Linked DNA regions of Homo sapiens: all the other regions are linked to region 3. A link is a loop called in an ENCODE intact Hi-C map of the cell type or tissue named here. Cell type or tissue: Panc1. All regions are shown on one strand.

The links. Hi-C counts contacts between places; a loop is a spot of excess contacts. Peaks named below come from ENCODE experiments on the same cell type or tissue, not always from the same donor. Only the 100,000 strongest peaks of a DNase experiment are listed, where the experiment ranks them.
Region 1: it touches region 3 in a loop (4-fold over the local background); 37 of 110 quality-filtered maps call a loop at or near these places.
Region 2: it touches region 3 in a loop (9-fold over the local background); 58 of 110 quality-filtered maps call a loop at or near these places.

What each region holds. Positions count from the first base shown.
Region 1 is chr1:219,180,975-219,183,474 of GRCh38, forward strand. All of the region lies in intron 2 of LYPLAL1 (lysophospholipase like 1), which reads left to right. Among named protein-coding and RNA genes, the nearest start is that of LYPLAL1, 8.3 kb to the left of the region's middle. In Panc1, no CTCF peak of the experiment used is centred here; no DNase peak of the experiment used is centred here.
Region 2 is chr1:219,811,471-219,813,970 of GRCh38, forward strand. The region is part of intron 2 of LOC105372926 (a long non-coding RNA gene); the gene reads right to left. Among named protein-coding and RNA genes, the nearest start is that of SLC30A10, 120 kb to the right of the region's middle. In Panc1, CTCF peaks have their summits at 1,351 (motif pointing left) and 1,567; a DNase peak (open chromatin) is centred at 1,321; H3K27me3 peaks cover 1,511 bases.
Region 3 is chr1:218,329,108-218,331,607 of GRCh38, forward strand. RRP15 (ribosomal RNA processing 15 homolog) reads left to right here. Exons shown (of 5, transcript NM_016052.4): 5 at 1,841-2,500. The coding sequence ends at 1,984. Among named protein-coding and RNA genes, the nearest start is that of TGFB2, 15 kb to the right of the region's middle. In Panc1, CTCF peaks have their summits at 1,098 (motif pointing right) and 1,299; a DNase peak (open chromatin) is centred at 1,154; H3K27ac peaks cover 1,210 bases.

The DNA of each region.
Region 1 (2,500 bases), 850 kb after region 3:
AACAGATCATCGAACGTTTTAGACCATACTCACCAATAGAAATGTAATATGAGCTACATATAAATTTAAATGTTCTTGATACCACATTATAAAAAGGAAGAAATACGTAAGATTGATTTTAATAATATATTTTATTTAACCCAGTATATTCAAAATATTCAACATGTAATCGGTATAAAATTATTAAAGTGATATTTTATATTTTTTACACTAAATTTTTGAAAATTGGCATGTTTTACATGTACGACACATCTTACTTCTGATGCTAAATAATTACACTGAAATTAAATAGTAGTAAAAATTAGGTTCCTCAAGTTGCCCTGGCTACATTTACGTGCTTCATAACCTTATGTGGTTAGGGGCTGCCATTTTCTACAGCTTAGTTTTAGAACTTAAAGAGGAGTTCCCATATACAGTAGATTGGGAGCCACTGTTCTAGATCAAGTCATCATTTTTACTTATTGGTTTGCTCAAGTTTTCACTTATTAGTAGCAAAACATAGAAGATTTCCAACACATTACTTTAAATATTAAATTATTTAATTGCAATAGAAAATGAAACTGGCATAAACAAATTTGAGAACAAACATAGTTGACTCTTAATAAGCATAAAAAGCATAAGGCTCAGTTTGTGGGAGCAAAAGTGTGAGGGTGTGCAAGAATGAAGCCTCTTGATCTGGACCATTTGGTCTTCCATGGGCGTTAGATATAGGAATACATGGCTTTGGTTAATACTATGAGGCAATTCAGTGGAGGTCAGTTAAGAGAGATGATATCATACTTAGTATATTATAATTAGCTGATTTTTTTCCTACCTTATGCTGGACTAATTTTCTAGAGCAGTTTATATGATACTTACTTCTGTATCCCTACAGACACTGAGGGATACTGTATCTCTAAGCACTTAGCATAGAACCTGACAAATAGATGTTTAGTGAAGATTGAATAAATATCTTGCAGTATTTGCTTGTTGTTGTTATTTAAAATAGTGTAATAGGAATGAGTAATTGTGGGTATTTATATATAATACTAATATTTTAATTGTGTAATAGTTTATGCCTATGTGAGGTTTTAAAAAGTGTATTTTGTTGTGGTAAATAACCTAAGAATTGTTGTTCATAAGGGGTTGCAATTACTTGTCCTAAGACTTGACCCTGCAATAGATTGAGTGAGCACCAGATTATGGGCCAGTTTTAACTAATGAGTCTCAAATTGAGGAGCACTGCGGTATCATTAAGCCTGTAGCTTTTAACTGGTTTCCAGACTTCAGAATGCTGTTTGATAGTATTTTATTAGAATGCTCTGGCATTCATGGTGTACTTTGCTGTTTTAAGACTTCTGACTGGTGTTCCTAACACATTACCCTGTTTAGGCAAGCAGTTTGGGCATAGATTTATTGTCGTTGCTTTTGTAGCATAATATGGCTTCATTTGCGGTTTTAAGGATAGTTGCTACCTTCCATCTATTATGGCAATGTTTCTTGTGCTGCTAATAAGAGAGATTCTGGTGTCATCTACCTTGCTTGCTACCTTTCCGGTGACGTCAAAAGGAGGCATGTGATAGATACGTGCCTTCCTTAACTCTCACTCTTTTTAATGTGATTGGTACAGGATAAAAATGAATTTTAATAACCTTTTTAAAAATTTATCAAGGTTTCATGCTTTAACATGTTGCTACATACTTTCTGATATTGTCCACATTTCTGGTATTTATTCTCTCTCCTGATTTTTTTCTTTCACCACTTGTAAACCCATAAGTTTTTCTGTACTATGGATATTTCATTGACTATGTTATTCCTATAAGGTATATTGAAGATATCACTTGGCTTGTAAAATCATTCCATTGATGGCATGTAAATGATATTCAGGGTTTACCTGCCTGTTAGTTGGCCAGTTTTGTCCTAGAATGTATCTAATCTCTTGTTACATGGAAGTGATGCTTACTATTATGTGGCTTTACCCAAGCCAGTATTTATAGAAATGAGTGAAAATGAAATGTATAAAAGCAGGTTAAGCTTTATTAACTTTGGTACACTATGCCAAGCATATTTCCAGAGAGGCTGTAACAATTGACAGCCTCACCAGCAGTATTCAAGATTCCCATTTGTCTCACATCCTCCTGAACACTTTCCATTGTCTTTTTAATTTTAGCCAAACCAGTAGATGTGTAATGGTATCCTATTGTGATTTTTATTAATATTTCTTTAATACTAATGATGTTGCACACTGTTTTATGTGCTTATTGAGCATTTAAATATCCTCAAAAGAAATGCCCACTCAGATTATTTGCCCATTCTTTTATTTGGTCATCTTTTTCTATTGATTTGTTGGAGTTCTGTAGTTTTTTGGATACAGTTTATTATTGTTGTTGGATATATGAATACAAATACCTTCTCTTTGTGGTTTGCATTTTCACATTCTTAATGACATCTTGTGGACATAAGTTCTAACATGTTTCTTTAAAATTTACAGTGAAATACAGAAATTGTATGTGCATAGTTA
Region 2 (2,500 bases), 1.5 Mb after region 3:
CCTCCAACCAAATAAGAATGATTGTTTCCCTGAAAAATCTGCTGCCATTCTTGGGATGTTCAGGCACCTCCTGTAAGGCTCATCCTCACTGTGGAAAGTTATTGAATGTGGTGAAGTCAATTACAAAAAAGAAGGATGATCACAGTCAATAACAGCTGACATGTCCCTCATGTGCCAGGCATTACCCTTGATCTTTAGCCAACTGTCTCCTATTTCGTATTCATTTTTCAAATAAACAGCTGGGGCTTAGGAAGGTGAGGCACCTTGCCTGCCCTCCTAGGTAGGTAAGTGAGGAAGCTGGCTCACTCTAACCCCAAAGCCCCACTCTTGACCACTAACTGCACCATTCTTCACTGAGCACAGTGAGTTTGCACAGTTCCACGCTTCTCTGGCATTTTTGAATCCTATGAGAACTTTAAATCCCTTTCACCTGCTCATTTCTAATTAAATGAAAAACAAGCCTCCTTGTGTATATATTTTTATATTTCTTTGGAAACATCTTTTTTACATTTACAGCCAAGAGTGGTCTGAGCCCCAGTATGTGCCAAATGAGATATGTCTTCTCTTCCCTTTGTACATCATGCTAACATTTGCTTATTTCAGTAAGTGCAATGACTAATCATGTGGCTCTTATGCTTACTCTTTCATACTGGGAGTTTTAGCCAAAATATTATTTAACCTGTAATCCTGAGAGCAGGGACCACATCCTCCCTAATGCCTATCTTGATTCTTGGAACAAAAACCTGTATAAACGAATAAAGGAAGGGAGGGAGCAAAAAAGAAGGGAGAGAAATGCTTAGAATTCCACAGTTCCTTGAACGCCAGGTATAAAGATACACAGTAGCTGCCCTGCAAGAGCTCTAGTCAAATGAGGGAAGCAGACTTGGAAACAAATAATAAGAACACAACCAGAGAAAGACTATCAGGTCAGTGCAGAGTAGTATGAGAGCAAGGATGAGGGGATCTGGAAGGTTTCTCAGCGGAGTGACATTTGGCATTGAAGAAAGCGTGGCATTAGGCGTTGGAACCAACCCCTGGGAAAAGTTGGAAGGAAGACAGGCAGGTGCTTGATGGGCAATACCCATTTCTACAGAGGAGAAAAAGATTCAGAGAGGTCAGCCGACTAGCCAAAGATTGCAGCTTATAAATCTTGGACCTAGCAGTCTGCTGCTCTCCTCTGGATGGTCTGACTAGCAAGCTGGTCACTTAATACATGCCCCTCTATTGTTCTTGAGAGTTGCCAGGTTTTGCAGATCATCTGATGATTTGGCCTCTAGGTGAACAAAGAGGAGTTTGTTTCCGTGGCGGGTCCTCTTCTCATTCTTTAGACTCTCTTGCCCTCTTGTGGTTATGCAGAGCTACAGCCACCTGAGCTGTCTTCATACATCAGAGAGAAAACATCTAATAATGAGTGCTGGATTGCAGCCCGATCCCTTCCCAGTTCCAAAACAACACAAAACAACTCTTGAGCCAAGAATCTTTTAAAAATATTTATCAAAGAATACACTCATGGTTTTAAATGATCATGCATATTTTAAACAGCAAAAGGTCCAAATGGAGGTAGGAGGAAGTAAGAGGAGGAGGCATGAGTATATCAAATTCTATTTTTATACACAGAGGTAGTGCATGCAGGTTTAGAAAGCCCAACTCAAAATTAGTAGAATGTCAATAAATGTAAAAACTAAGGCACAGAGTGGTAGGGAAAGGATTGCCTTAGACAAAGCTACCATTTTAAGTTCTGGACCCCAGTTGAATTGTCCACCTGGCGAGAGTTTTGCAGGGTGGAAACAATGCCTTCAGCCAGTTATGAAATAAGCAAAAGTCTGTTCCCTGAGAGGAGACATCTGCATGAAACCTACAGGCATGTGGGAACCAGATCTTAACCTTGGTTTCAATGCAAGTATTTGAGAAATTACTGCAAACAGCAGTAACTACCAGTTTTGTCTTTTATTATTCAGCTTTCTTGTTAACTTCAGAGAAGTGCAAATGTGAAATGGACATCGCCCCATCCCAGCAGAGGAAAACATAACATACAGCTAACAGAGACAAAGACTTTCTATTGCCAGGAACAATGGCCAACACTCATCACTCTTGGTAAAGACAGTAGGAAACTGGGATTCAAACACACAGTGAAGAATTTCAGTTAGATGCAAGGAAGAAATTTCCACAGGGACTGTGAGTGATAATGTGGTATGTTGCAAAGAAAACTGAACTTAAAATATAGAACACTGGATTTTAGTTCCTGCTCTGCCACAAACCAGCCATGTGACCTTGTGAGAGGCATTTTACTATTCTGGGTCTCAGTCCCCTCAACTGCTAAAAGAGTATCATAATAAATCTCTAATTTTCCATTCAACCCTAAATGTTTATAAGCCAAAGGTTCTATGATGCTTCCCTTTGGAGGCTGTCAAAGAAAGAGAGAATATTTCAAGCTATTTCCATTTGTTTGGACACAGATGTGGTTGGAACCAGGAGAATAACTTAAATGGCTTCTTCAGAT
Region 3 (2,500 bases):
AAACCTGGGTTGGCTGGGTGTGGTGGCTCTTGCCTATAATCCCAGCACTTTGGGAAGCCAAGGCAGGTGGATTGCTTGAGCCCAGGAGCTCGAAACCAGCCTGGACCACATGGCAAAACCCTGTCTCTACAAAAAAAAAAAAAAAAAAAAAAAAAAAAAAAAATTAGCCAGGCATGATGGTGTGCACCTGTAGTCCCAGCTACTCTGGAGGCTGAGGTGGGAGGATCACTTGAGCCTGGGAGGTCGAGGCTTCTGTGAGCCATGATAACGCCACTGCACTCCAGCCTGGGTGACAGAGTGAAAATCAGGGAAAATGGCCTTTTATCCAGCTAGCTAACAATCTAATAGAAGTAGAATTTCAGTTTTAAGAGTAGGTTTGATATTGTAGAAATAAATGAAAAGTTGTTAATATACTCCAGTTATCTTCCTACGTTATTGTTCTCCTATCAGTGTGACGTGAGAAGCATTGGAACTGTTTTATGTTGGTTTTTAAATAGCACAGATGTTTTTTATTTATTTCTGTATGTTGGGTAAATTATAGTAAAAAGTGTGCTGATGTTTGATATACGAAGTCAGTTCTGAAATCTTTGCTTACATTTATATCCCATTCAGTCTTCAAGTTATATTTAAGCACAAGCTCTGCTTGATATTTTGACCTCAAGAAGACAAGAGTGAGCCAATAGGACAGTTTTCCTATTTGCTTGTAATAGTGGTCAATTTTTTTTTTTTTAAATGGAATGAATGTTTCAGGGCTATCTTTTTTTAAATAAAGGGAAGCTATAGCAGTTAGGTAAGTAATCTCTTGTAACCCAGCAAATATCTTTAATATATATTATATTTTAAACTGTTTTTATGTAGTTAATGACAGCATAATGATAACACTGTTTTCTAACCAAATGTCATGGGTTCTTGTACCTTAGGTTTTTACAAAATTTTGTATTTCTGTGATTGACATAAATAGATATGCATAGACTGTTAGCCCCCTGAAAACAGGAACTTCGTTTTGTTCATCACTATGTTTCTAACATAGTGCTTGATACACAGCTAATTCTCAATAAATATTTGTGGAAGGAATGAAAAATTTTGAGTGCTGCATCTATTGTATTACTTAATTGATACCACAAGGTGGTACTGTTGTACCATGAAATGAAAGGCTGTAATTAGTACCACATAAATCCTGTGACTAAATGAAACGAATTGACTACCTATTATGTTTATTGCCTGCTTCATTTATTTATAATTTCAACATACGATTAGTCTTTGATTACATGATTGGGTCAGGCAGTGAGCTCATAACCTAAATAAAGAACATTTGGTTCAAATTTTTATAAAAACATTAAGTGAGATGGCATCTTAAAAAACCTAGCATAGTACCAATGTAGTTTCTTTTTCCCACTTTTAATTTACTTTGGGTTAAATGCCTTTGTTAAATTGTCAGTTGCGGTGAAATAATTTGCCCAAAATTTTCTAGTAAATTATCACTGAAGGTTAAATAGTATTGTAAGTCTGTTTTTTGTTGTCAGAAGTGCTTAAAAAATTAATACCAAACCTAGATTTATATTTTTTCCCTCACTTCAAAAAAATTTTTTTATTTTGCTTTCATGTTTCTTTTATGGAGTCCATACAATATTTTATTAATGTTTAGTTCTTTATTATACATTTGTACATATATAATCATAGTATAATCATAGTGTATAAAGTAAGTCGATTTATAATTTCTCTTGGTTTTACCCCTATTTTAAAAACTAAGCATTGAAAAGTTTGTTTTGTAGCTTGTACCTTTTTGTTTCCTTATGATGGAATTGACTTTTGAATATTTTGATTCTATAATTTTCCTTAGACTGAAGTGAAATCAGAAGAAGGCCCAGGTTGGACGATCCTACGTGATGATTTCATGATGGGAGCATCTATGAAAGACTGGGACAAGGAAAGTGATGGGCCAGATGACAGCAGACCAGAATCTGCAAGTGACTCTGATACATAAAGCATCATAGGAAATACAATTGCAGTCGTTTTATTTTTTCTAGAAAAATATGTCATCCTCTGATAGTTGGGGAATTATAAGGATACCATTTGTAAGAAAGCCAAAAGACTTTTGCCAGATTTCATATTTCCCCTTTTCATGTACACTTTATATATACTTCATTAAAATTATATTTTAAACCCTTGTATAATTTTAAGCATTGTTCCTCAGAACATTTGTAAAAGGATATATTTCTGCTTGACCAGCGAGATGTGCATTTTGCCAGGATCATATTGGTCATGTCTATTGGTGTATTATTTCAGTATCACCAATGTTTTCAGAAATACAGTACTAATTCATCATTAAACTCTTTGAAGTTAATATTTTTCTGCCTTCTAACTTATAGACTCAACTATGTATCTGTAGTTTTTGGGAATGGTTGGTGTTTTTTGCTTTGTGTTGGGAAGTTATTGAGAAAACCTATATAATAAAATTTAAAATTATAGTTTTTCAGATTTTGGGTCGTGATTTTAGTTT